Regions from separate parts of the Homo sapiens genome. Here regions 1 and 3 are each linked to region 2. Evidence: chromatin contacts called from ENCODE Hi-C or POLR2A ChIA-PET data. All regions are on one chromosome and are shown on one strand. The core of a region is the stretch at or near the end of the contact, and the rest is flanking DNA. Distances in the headings are between cores, read along the strand shown.

Region 1 (3,771 bases), core at 63-2,562, 1.0 Mb before region 2:
CCTCCGCCGACACCCAATACCTGCCTCCGCGGGCGCGCATCTCCAGGGCAGCCCCCATACACCCACAGGAGGGGGATGAAGGTCCCCCATTCGGAAGGAATTCGACCCCATCTCGAGAAGGGATCAATTACTCAAGCCCCTCCCTCCCCATCTTACCGGGGCTGAGAAACGGGGGAGGGGGGTGTGACACAGAGCCGCACTTTCTGGAAGAGGACAGATAATTCTCGCCTCCAACTCTCGGAGAAAGAGTGGATTAATCACTCGATTCCCCAGAGACCCCGCTCGCTGTGCGGCGGGGAGAAATGTAAGAGCCCCCCACCCGCGTCCCGCTCTCCGCCCCCAAGCTTTCCAAACTTCAACTCCGCAAAGCAAAAGGAAAGTTCAGTCCCCCCGGGCGCGGCGGCTTCTTACGCAACCCCTCCCCCAAACTGAGAGCCGGGCTGGGGGGCACCGGCGGGCGGGGCGACCGGGAGCCCGGGGACCCAGCCCGGCCGCGCGGGTCAGTGAAGGCGAACGCGGCGCCGCAGAGCCCACACTCCGCGCCCCAACATCCGCCCCGGCGTGGGCCAGAGGCGAAGAAGAAAGAAGATAAATGGCCCGGAGAAGCAACAGGAAACCAAAACCGACTCTATTCAAATCGAAAAATAGTAGGCAGCCCGCCCGCCCGGCCGACCGGCGGCAAGCCCCACGCGCGGCGGGTGAAGGGCGGGCCCGGAGTAGGGCCTCCGGGGCCCCAGCACCCCACACCGGCCTCCTAACTCGGCTCCAGGCACGGGCGGCGCGAGTCCGCCTCCACGGGGGGATCGAGGGGGAAGGTCGGTCCTCCCTGATCCCGGGACTCCAGAACCCCACGCCCCGGGCCGCCCGCTTTTCCCTCTCCATGCTGGCCTCCCCGCCGCCCGCTCCCAGCCGTGGGGCGCGCGCGCCGGGCGCCGCCAAAGTTTCCAAAGGGCGCGGAAAGTGGGGGCTCGCGGGTGGGTGGGCGCCTACCTCGTGCGGCGAGCGCGGGCAGCAGCGCCAGGCAGAGCAGGGGCGCCAGGAGCGGCGGCATGCCTCCCCACCGGCTGCCCTCTGCGCCCGGGCGGCGGCCTCCTGCGCTGGCCGGCGGGGCTGGGACGCACACGCGCGGCGTACGGTCCCGGGGCGGCGGCGGACGGTCCCGCCCTCTCTTCCCCGGCTGGCTGGCGGCGCTGTGCTCTCGCAGGCCCCCGGGCCCGGCTCCGCGCCCGGCTCGTTCCTTCGCTGCGCTCGCGCCCGCGCCCGCGCCCCGCGCCCCGCGCCCTTGCGCTCCCTCCCGCGGCCGAGGCACTAGTGAGGCTCAGAGTCGAGGTGCGCTCCGCCCCCGCCGGCCCCGCCCCGCCCGGCCCCACCCCCGCCGGTCCCCCCGCCCCCTCCGCGGCCACCTCCTCCCGCACGCCCCGTCCGCCTTTGCGCCTCCCCGAGCTGAGCCGCGCGTCCCGAGCCCAGCCTCTCCGGGGAGGAGGGACCCGGCGGCGCGGCGTGGGTCGGGAGCGGGCGCCTGGGACTACTTCTCGTTTGAAAGTTTTCAGAGGCCAAAAGTTTGAGCCGGGGCTGCGGAAGGATCCGGCTCTGGCGGTTGCCGCGCTCGGCGACAACTGGCGACTGAAATTTGCATGTGAATAAGCGGAGGAGCCCGGGGCGGAATGGGGAGGGCGAGGCCGCGGACAGCCGTGTGCACCGTGCGCTGGGCCGGGCGGGGAGCAGCTGAGGCCACGTTGGGGGACCCCGGGCCCGGGGCAGGGCTCTGGGAGAGTGGCCTAGCCGTGTGTGCGCCCCTAGCCCAGCGGCTTCACTCCCTCCCGAGGGCCCCGTGGCCGCGGCTTTAGGCGTCCAGAGGATCGATCGCCGCCAGACATCCCTGGCCGTGATTGCCCGAGCACTTGACCGCGAGGGATGGGGGCGCCGCGGCCTCTGGGCAGGGGACTCCGGGCGCCCCGAGGGAGCAGCCGGGACCAGTGCCTCGCGGACGGATTGTGCCCCGCTCCCCCAAGGGGGACCCGCGTCGACACGCTCCTCGGTCACCGTCCTCCTCCTGCCCGGGCGCCGCCTGCCTAAGGTGGCCCCAGAAAGCACAAACGGGTCGGGCGGATCTGCCGCTGGCGCCGGCGCAGCCCTTCCCACGTGCTCCTTCCGGCTGATTTATTTCTCCACCACGATGCCAGGCACGGGCACCCTGTGCCAAGCCTGGTTAAGCGCCAGGAGTCCAAAATGCCTGCCATAGTCCCTGCGCAAAGTTCACGGCCTCGTGCCAGGGACAGACAGCGCCCCCTCCCCACCCCAACACAGGGTGGTGAGTGCGATGGCAGAAGGCGCGTGTCCCGGCGCCCCTCCTGGAGTAGGAGGGCTAAGCCTGCCCTGCGGGGAGACCGAAAGGCTGGGAGGGACCTAGGACTGTGGGGGCCTGGGGGGAGGGCTGCAGAAACCCCAGAGCATGGTGGCAGAGGCAGGCACAGAAAGCAGGACAAATCTCACACCTGACCCCAGCAAGCCTTTCCTGGCACACCTCTTGCCAAATGCTGAGCACTCTGGAAACAGCCAGTGCAGGCGGCCTGTCCCGCCCCTGTAGCTGCTGCTGGGAGCCTCCCTCGCCTGCGTCCTCCCAGAATCTGGCCTCACTTCTGCAGGCCTGGGGTAACATCTTGGGGTCAGCGCCCCAGGAGAGGAGGCGCCTGGAGGCAGCAGAGATGTTTATGTAACAGCAGCCAGGCAGCCTGGAGGAGCAGATTTTCCATAGAAGGAAGCGCGGGGCTGTGCAGCTCCCAGGCTGAGGACTCTGCCCACCACGACGTCCTCTGCTCCTGGTGGGTGGGGGTGGGGTGGGGCATAGGGAGGCCCGAAGGCCTCAGGCCTGGTGCTGATCGGGTGCGGGTGCGACTGCCTGTGTGCCTCCATTGGCATCTCTGCCTGTGGGCCCCAGGCCAGAAGTAATGGCCCATGTAGCCCAGGCCCGGGGGCCAGTCCTCAGCATTTTGCGGAGGGGCGGCCTGGGAGGGGAGGAGGGGATCCCTGGATAGGGGGTCTCCCCTGGTCTGCCCCAGCTGTGCCGACAGCACCTCCACCTTGGGCCTCCATCCTCTACCAGCAGAGAAGAGAGTGGCCCATTCGGTGTCCACCCGTCAGGCCACCCAGCAGCCAGGCACGCTCATAAGCCCGCGTTACGGATGGTGCGGCCGGGTGCACAGGCCCGAGGGAAGCACAGGCCTCGGCCTCCCAGCTCCCAACCCCTGCACCACCCACAGCCGGGAGTACCCCATGGACAGCTGTGGCCGAGGAGAAGCCAGGGATGAGGGGGATGGGCCTCACCTCCCCACCAGCCTGGGAAGGGGGTAGGCCCCTGGCAAGTAGGTGAGAAGCTTTTTCATTCACAAGTTGTCCGGGCTCCCCATTCCTCTTTGTCAGGCCAGCGGGTGTGGGCAGTCGGGGGAGGCTGGGGTCCTGACACAACAGGAGTACATCTGCTGGCCTAGGGCCTGGAGACCTTCTCCTACAGGTCGGGAGGCAGCCCTGGGCAGCGGGCATTGCGGGGACTAAAGAGAAACAAGAGCAGGTTGTGTGCAGGGCACCCCAGCCACTCCAGAAACCCAATGGGAGGGTGGGGGCTAGGACCCCAAGAAGCTGAATTGGGGTGCAGTGCCGCCAGGCCTCCCCTGTAGGAGTCACTTTGGGCTTCCTGTCCCAACTTGTGGTGGGAGCTGGGGCAAGGTTCCAGGGGTACCCCGAATGAATGGGGCTGTTCCCAAGCTGGCCAGG
Region 2 (3,871 bases), core at 1,057-3,556:
GAATGGAAGCTGGGAAGAGGCAGGAAGACCCCATGAGAGCAGAGAACGGGAGGCAGCTGGGCAGCCAGGAGGGACTGCTAAGGCAGGCCCAGCAGAGGTGGCTAGCTCTAAAGAGCAGGGTCTTCGAGCTAACAGACATGGTCCACGTGACACAATCACAAACATGAGAACATTCCATTTGCTTTCAAGAGGAGCTGGCAGCTGGGGTGAAAGTGAGGAAGACCACTGTCGCCAGGCCATGTGGGCCACAGTGGGCTCCAGTGGCAGCAACAGCCAGGTTCTGCAGGGCCACGGCTCGAAGTGGGGCTGACGGCTCAGGGCTCACAGGCCAGCACCAGTTGTCCACTTGTGGGGCCGCCTGCTCTTGCAGCACAGGGGAGAGAGCTCGTTCCTCGTGACCCTCCTGGGCACTGACCACGAGCATCAGGGGAGGGAACAGCCATCCTTACTTACCTCAAAGGAGTAGCTCTCCACCAGCGGGATGTCCTGCTCATCGATCAGCGTGTATTTGGTCTGGAAGTTAACCACATGTTTCAAATCATTACATTTGGGATCTGCGTGAGGTGCAGTAACCTTATAACCAGAACAGGCAGGAGCCTGTTGCATTTTCCTGTGAAGTGGAAAGTAACTACAGGCCTCTTCAGACCAAGACAGCTCAGCACATGGGGGCCTCATTCCACCGTTTGGGGTGGTGCAGTCTACGACAAAACACAGGCAGACAGGTTAAAAGCCAGCTGCCCACTTTAGTCTGCGCCAGAGGAGCTGGTATCAGGCTTCATCCTCGCAGGGCTAACCCCAACAGTGGCACTGAACATTCAACGCACCAATAAACCTAGGCAAAGACTGTTTCACTGAGCTGAGGGAGGGGCCGGGGCTGAGGCAGAAGAGCCAGAAGGTTTTGATTAGGGTGTGTTTATTAAGCTGAGCTACTCACTGATTACCCTTTTTAGCTTTTTGTCCATCTGAAATGTTCCAAAGAAAAGCTGTAAGGGATGACAATGCCATCATGGGTGGAGTTAGAAGGGGTCTCTGGTCTCCGACCTGACTGGAGAGCCCACCCTTCCCTGGTGGAAAAAAGCCTCCTCCCCAGCAGGCCCTGCCTATGCTCTTGCAGCAGGGGCAGGAAACAGGAACAGGTCCCAGAACGGGCCAGTCTCCCTCTTGGCAGTTTTTCTTCTGGGATCTGAACCTGTTTTACCTGACGCCGCCTGACACTGCCTCGGCTCCTCTCTCCCACCAAAAGCCGCAGCCGCTGGTGACGGGAACAGGGCTCCCATCCGGGTAAGGACCCTGGCTGGTGCAGCTGCACAGGTGGCTCCGAGAAACCGCCAAGCCTCAATGCCCACAGGTGCCATGGAATCCCCAGCCTCAAACGTGGAGCGTGGGGGCCAAGTAAGAAGAGAAGTCGAGGAAGGCCCTGAGTCTGCAGCATCAGGGCCCAGGCTTCTTCCTCTCTGCTCCGAGTCTGAGGCTCAGCCTAACGTGGCCAACCCCTGGCAGCGTTAAAACGAGCCTGAAGCCCTGCTGAGAACTGGGAGGCACAGAAGAGCCCACACCAGACCCGCCTCGGCGAGAGGTGTGGAAGTGGCGCTGCCTCGGAAAGGGCGCTGTGTTTAAACCGTGTGGCCGCACTGGCAGCCCGGACGCCGCGCTAGGCCCCGGATCGCCGACACCACTGGGAGGGCTCCGGGAGAACGCGGCTCGGGCTCGAGCCACGCATCTCCGCACCCGGCTCGGGACAGGGCCGTGGCCTCCACCTCCGGCAGGGCAGGGCCGAGGGTGGCCAGGTGCACCCCAGAGCCGAGGGGTGCGTGCCCGCCGGCCTGCGAGAGGAAGCTGCACCCGCGCGGGGCCAGCAGCCGGGCCCGCGCAGCGTCCCCCGCCCCGCTGGGGCCCATCCCGGGCTCCGCGCCCCCGCCCCGGCCGCCGCCCGCACAACCGCCCCCGGCCCCGCGCGGAGGCCTGGACGGGCGAGACGGGCCGGGTCGCGGGCTCCGCGCCGCTCACCTTCCCGGCCACCCGGCCGAGCCGCACGATACCCAATTTGAAGTCGGTCATGGCCGGGCCTGCGCTCTCGGCCGGCAGCGCCGCTCCCTCGGGAGGCGCCGAGCGGGGGCCGGGGCGAGGCCGCGGCGCGCCGGGACAGGACGGGACCGGAGCCGGGGTCGGGGTAGCAGCCAGGCGGGCTCCGGGCGGGACGAGGCTGGGCCGGGCTCGGGCCTCCGCCGCCGCCTCGCGCCCGCCGGACCTGCCACGCGCCGCCGCCGCCGCCGCCACCGCCACCGCGCGCACCACAGCGAGCGGAGCGGAGGGGCGGGGCGCAGCCCCGGACACACCCCCCGGCCCGCCGCCGCTCGGCCAATGGCTAGGCGCGCACGGCGCCGACCGGCGCGCGCCGCCCCGCAACAACCAATAGGAGGAGGGCGAGTGCGCCGGCGCTCTGGGGAGCGGGGCGAGCGCGGGGGAGGGGCGAGGCCGGGGGCGGTGCCTGCGCGCGCCGACGTCAGTTTCGCGGGAAGCTTTGTGCGGGCAGCGGCGCCGCGCCTAGAGGGGCAGTGCGGAGTGTGGCTGGGGACTCGCGCCGGGTCCGTGGAGCTCTGCGAGCTGGCTGCTTTTCGCCTCCCTTGCGGTAGCCTCCGTAAGCTGTTTCCCGCCGCCGTCCTGGCCCCGAGCGCGGAAGGAGGAGGTGGACGGAGCTCGTGCGGGGCCCTCTGGGCGGGCGGGGAGCGGGCGAGGCGGGCTAGGAAGAGGCCGTTGCCGCGGGACGCGGGTGTTTCTGGAGAGACAGCGGACGCCCGGCCCACGCGACCCGGAGGGCGCGGCCTCCCGCGCAGCCTTCTCCGAGCCGCCGGCTCTTCAGCCTCGGGGGCGGCTGACCTCCAGAGCAGCCTGGTCCAAGGCGTCTGGAAACGGAACTCCAGTGAGGCCCATTAGGCTCCGCGGGAAAGCCGAGACCCGCTCAGGGAGGGACTGGGTACGCCGTGGTGGGCAGCGTGGCTCCCCTGCAGCCTGGAGCGAACGGGGCTAGGTCCTGCGTCCTGCTCCGCCGGTGTCCAGTCGCCCGTGAGGAGGCCTCACCCTGCCTCAAGGGCGACTCCTGCACCTGAGGAGCTGCACAGGCTCCTTTCTGGCTTGCTGGGTTCCGTTTTCTTTTCTTGCTTTTTTTTTTTTTTTTTTTGAGTCAGAGTTTTGCTCTGTCACCCAGGCTAGAGTGCAGTGGCACGATCTCGGCTCACTGCAGCCTCTGCCTCTCGGGTTCAAGCGACTCTCCTGCCTCAGCCTCCCGAGTAGCTGGGACTACAGGCACGCGCCACCATGTCCGGCTAATTTTTGTATTTTTAGTAGAAGTGAGGTTTTTCCATATTGGCCAGGATGGTCTCGAACTCCCAACCTGAGGTGATCGGCCCACCTCGGCCTCCCAAAGTGCTGGGATTACAGGCATGAGCCACCGTGCCCCAGCCTGCAAAGGGTGTACATGAGTGAGCCCAGACGTTCCATCTCTGGGTCCCCTGGTACTTGCCAGTACCCCAGACACCCTAGAGGACTGAAGGGGCTGATGAGTCCTGGCCTGCCTGAGACACACATTGGGGTTCAGGCTGGGCCTTGCTCAAAACATGCCTGTCCGACCGCGCGCGGTGGCTCATGCCTGTAATCCTAGCACTTTGGGAGGCCGAGGCGGGCAGATCACGAGGTCAGGAGCTGGAGACCATCCTGGCTAACACGGTGAAACCCCACCTCTACTAAAAATACAAAAAAAAAAGCCGGGCGTGGTGGCGGGTGCCTGTAGTCCCAGCTACTTGGGAGGCTGAGGCAAGAGAATGGCTTGAACCCGGGAGGCAGAGCTTGCAGTGAGCCGAGATCGTGCCACTGC
Region 3 (3,658 bases), core at 1,064-3,563, 1.1 Mb before region 2:
TGGAGTGCAGTGGCGCGATCTCGGCTCACTGCAGGCTCCGCCCCCCGGGGTTCACGCCATTCTCCTGCCTCAGCCTCCAGCGTAGCTGGGACTACAGGCGCCCGCCACCTCGCCCGGCTAATTTTTTTTTGTATTTTCAGTAGAGACGGGGTTTCACCGTGTTAGCCAGGATGGTCTCGATCTCCTGACCTCGTGATCCGCCCGCCTCAGCCTCCCAGAGTGCTGGGATTACAGGCATGAGCCACCGCGCCCGGCCCAGGGAATTTTATTCTGTAACCTCAAGTCATCTAATTCTTTTATTGTTCCAAAGAGGCCAGCTGATCTTGAAAATGCAGTATTCATAAACCTAGCTAGTCAGTTAAACTGCCTTGTAACCATGTGGATACCTAAGCAAAACTCTTTTTAGTACAGTTCTGGCTACAGAACTGAGGCATTTAAAATGCATGCACACCCCTCTCCTCTTGCTGCCACTGGCTTCATATTTTAAGTGAGGAAAACAATAGTGTGCCAGGAAGCCCCTGAGTTTACCTACTGCCTACAGTCTCCCTCACGGTGGCTGCTAGTGACGCCCTGTCAGACTGTGGGATGCTTGACACAAAGACATGATCAACTCCAACTCTTCTAAGTTAGAATCGCAACCACATACAGTTAGATGTTGAAGAGGAAGCCAGCGACAGAGGAGGCCAGCAGCCTAACACTGATGAAAATGACGAAGACCCTGGTATTCATGAAAGATGCTTACAGAAGAAGAAATCACATTAACATTTACCCACTACCATGACCTCTTGCTGGATTTGGCAAAAAAAGACAAAGAAAAAGAAAAAAAAAGTGCCCACTGCCTCAAAGAAAACTTTAAGTACAATTTTGAGACTCACTGTAGTAACCACTATTAACAGTAAACGAGGAACAAGGAACAAGAAAGACACGCTATTTTGCCTCTTGTCTACAAGATACCAGCACCTGAAACTTAAGAAAGGGGATGAGGAAAAAACGCAGGGAGGCTGCATTGTGCTGAAACTTGCAAAAGTATCACTTCTAGGAAGAACCGTCTGCGGTTCCGTTTGCTTCGTATTGCCACATGGGGGATGGGAAATACCTCTTTGGTTAACATCGGCATCACACATGTAAAACAAAATCTTAATATACAATCCACACCCAACTTACAAGCCATTTAAAAGTGTTCTTAAGCGGCAAAAACTGACTTTAAATGGCTCTGATGTTTCTGAAGGCTCTACTGTAACACTTCCATCACAAAGGGGCGAGCCGGATCACACACACTCCTCTAACCCTCGGCCTCTGTTGCAACATCCTGATCGCCCAATCAAGAAATTACAAACAAACAACTCTGCTCTTTGGTTCAAATGTAAATGTGTCTCTTCACCAGCATCGCTAAGGAAGCCTTCTAGCCGGTGAGGACAAGACACGCTCATTTGAAAAGTTAAGAGTCTTACGAGGGGTGCCTGGGGGTCCAGCCTCCCGCCCCGGGAACCGGCGTCACCGCAGCCCAGCCGGGTCCACGTCAGTCCCTCGAGTCCCACGGCGGCCCGCGCCGCGTCCGGCCTTCCGCTCTGGCCCGGGGGCCCGGACGTCTGTCCCCTCGACCGGCCCCGGCGGGACCCGAGATGCACCGCCCGCTCGGGGCTGGGCCCAGCCGCCTCCTCTCCTCCGCGCCCCGACCTCCACGGCCTGGCTCCGCCGGCCGGCCTCCGCCTTCCTCCTCCCGCGCTCGCCCCCTCACCCGCGCTCGCCCCCTCACCCGCGCGGCTGAGACCGATCCCTCAGGAGCCGCGGGCGAAAGCCCACCCGACGCTGGCGACGAGCACAGACACCTCAGCCGCCGCAGCCATCTTGGCACATCCGGCTCGGGTCTCCGCGGCCGCCGCGCCGCCGACGTGTCCGGCTTACGACATCAGCGCGCGCCCCGCCCCTGGCCCCGCCCCTCGGCTCGTCGGCCCAGACGCGTTCTCTTTCAGCCCTTCACAGCCCATCCCTCGGCCCCGCCCCTCGCCGGCGTCCGTCCTCCCCGCCTCATCCCTCTGTCCCGCCCCCTCTGCCCCCGCCCCTCGCCGGCGTCCGTTCTTCCCCGCCTCATTCTTTCGTCCCGCCCCCCGCCCGTCTTCCACGCCTTATCCTGTAGTTCCCGCTCCCCTTGGCCCCGCCCCTCTTCCGTCGTTCCTCGCCTCATTCTTTCGTCCCGCCCCCTTAGCCCCGCCCGTCGTCCGTCTTTCTCCGCCTCATCCTGTCGTTCCCGCCCCTTTGGCCCCGCCCCTCGGCCGTCCTTCCCCGCCCGTGGCCCCGCCCCCCTCCGGCGTCCGTCTGCCGCCTCACCGCTTGGCCCCGCCCCTCGCCACCTGCCCGGCCAGGCGCGCCGGGGCCGTCCCAGTACGTCGCCCTGTTTACGCTGGCTCTTTCTCCCAGTCTTTTTTCGTTTTAAGATGTGAGAAGAGATGGGATTCTTCAATCAAGGCCACAAGCGGGAAATCAGTCTGCAGGACCGATGCCAGCAGGCTCACGCACCGAGAACGGCTACTCCGCCCAGCTGAGAAGCGCGGGGCCCTGACGCGGGCGCGCTCCTCGCATTCTTCCGTTGGGCTGGGAGGCTGGAGGGCAGGCGGCGGCGGCCGCGCATGCGCCGGGAGCGGCCGGAGCTGCGGGACGCGGAGGGCCGACTGCGCCTGCGCGCTGGTTGCCTGGTTACGGCGTGGCCGCGGGCACCGAGCGGCGCCGGAAGTTGGTCGATGGCTGCCGCCAGTCCCTGGCCAGCGTCCTGGGGTTTCCCCGACGCATCCTCTACTGTCCCTTCGCTCTGCACAGAGGCCCGGGCAGGGAGGGGCGGCCCGGCCACCGCGCGGAGCCGGGTGTCCGCCGACTCGCAAGGGGGACGCGCGGGCTCCTCGTCCCCAAGCTCCGCCCTGCGCCTTTGCTGCGCCGGGCCCTCCCAGGCCCACCCTGGCCCCAGCCCTGCTGTCCTCCCGGGGAGGTGCGGCCTACTCGGTTCGTTCCCCCGGCCGCCAGCCCCACAGGGGCGCTGGGGTCCCAGCCTTGGCTGAGTGCACGTCGGTGGCGAGTGGGCCCGGGCGCTCGGGCGGCCAGAGCGACCCAGCGGAGGGGTGAGGCGGGTAGGCGCTCCTGTGCCTGCCACGGCCAGGCCAGGCAGCATCCACGCCCTCCCGCGGAAGATCGCAGGGAACAGGTGGGCACTATCCTCTGTGCCCTCATTTTTCGGAGGAGCCGAGGGAGGCTGAGCGGTTGAGGAAGCGGCCAGCCATGCCGGGCCCACTCACCTGCACACCTGCCTGGCAAGGGCAGGGAAGAGCCGCGGCCTTCCTCTGCTGCTCCTTCCAGAGGGCAGGCGCCGTGGTGGGGGTGCCCGCCCGATGGCATCGCGGGAGGCTGAGCTCCCAGCAGCGGCTGAGGTCCTCCCTGGGTGGGAGCCACCCTTGTCCCCAGCTGGGCCGGCGGCTGGTGAGGGAGGGGGTGATATCCGTGCCACGCCAGCAGGGCCGCAGGCGGTGCAGGGAGAGCTTCAGTCCGGCTGACGTGGCACCAGGGCCAATCTGCTCAGCTAACATTTGCCTTTCAGGAGTCAGATTCCTGACCTGTTTGAACAGAGTTAGGGAGCACGTGGTAGGGCCCAGCCCCAGCCCCGCTGCCCCCA

What was found. Hi-C counts contacts between places; a loop is a spot of excess contacts on that map. ChIA-PET counts read pairs that join two places held with the same protein, here RNA polymerase II (POLR2A). Pooled maps may share reads with other maps.
Region 1: a loop to region 2 is called in a pooled map, with 9 times the contacts of the local background. The contact joins the promoter of NOTCH1 here to the promoter of ZMYND19 in region 2. A Hi-C loop is called at or near these places in 1 of 168 maps with a recorded cell type or tissue (CD8-positive, alpha-beta T cell), 1 of 37 single-sample maps with no recorded cell type and 6 of 50 pooled maps. POLR2A ChIA-PET finds 5 or more read pairs at or near these places in 1 of 52 experiments (activated B cell).
Region 3: a pooled map shows a loop between it and region 2 (10-fold over the local background). The contact joins the promoter of C9orf163 here to the promoter of ZMYND19 in region 2. A Hi-C loop is called at or near these places in 2 of 168 maps with a recorded cell type or tissue (CD4-positive, alpha-beta memory T cell and breast epithelium), 4 of 37 single-sample maps with no recorded cell type and 10 of 50 pooled maps.

What each region holds. Positions count from the first base shown.
Region 1 is chr9:136,544,736-136,548,506 of GRCh38, forward strand. NOTCH1 (notch receptor 1) reads right to left here and starts at 1,313. Exons shown (of 34, transcript NM_017617.5): 1 at 991-1,313. The coding sequence starts at 1,051. It overlaps MIR4674 (microRNA 4674), which reads right to left and starts at 1,524; the gene lies at 1,438-1,524. NALT1 (NOTCH1 associated lncRNA in T cell acute lymphoblastic leukemia 1) reads left to right here and starts at 3,107. Exons shown (of 3, transcript NR_121577.1): 1 at 3,107-3,366. RefSeq lists enhancers at 148-197, 2,170-3,081 and silencers at 428-477, 698-957, 978-1,537, 1,878-1,977.
Region 2 is chr9:137,588,206-137,592,076 of GRCh38, forward strand. ZMYND19 (zinc finger MYND-type containing 19) reads right to left here and starts at 2,307. Exons shown (of 6, transcript NM_138462.3): 1 at 2,008-2,307; 2 at 454-513. The coding sequence starts at 2,058. LOC124902318 (a long non-coding RNA gene) reads right to left here. Exons shown (of 3, transcript XR_007061885.1): 3 at 2,834-2,903. RefSeq lists enhancers at 1-352, 353-870, 1,393-1,442 and silencers at 1,713-1,762, 1,813-1,922, 2,203-2,592, 2,783-2,852.
Region 3 is chr9:136,481,182-136,484,839 of GRCh38, forward strand. C9orf163 (chromosome 9 putative open reading frame 163) reads left to right here and starts at 2,314. Exons shown (of 1, transcript NR_172629.1): 1 at 2,314-3,658. SEC16A (SEC16 homolog A, endoplasmic reticulum export factor) reads right to left here and starts at 1,859. Exons shown (of 32, transcript NM_014866.2): 1 at 1,757-1,859. RefSeq lists enhancers at 1,007-1,752, 2,498-3,242 and silencers at 1,482-1,801, 2,032-2,141, 2,212-2,391, 2,542-2,971.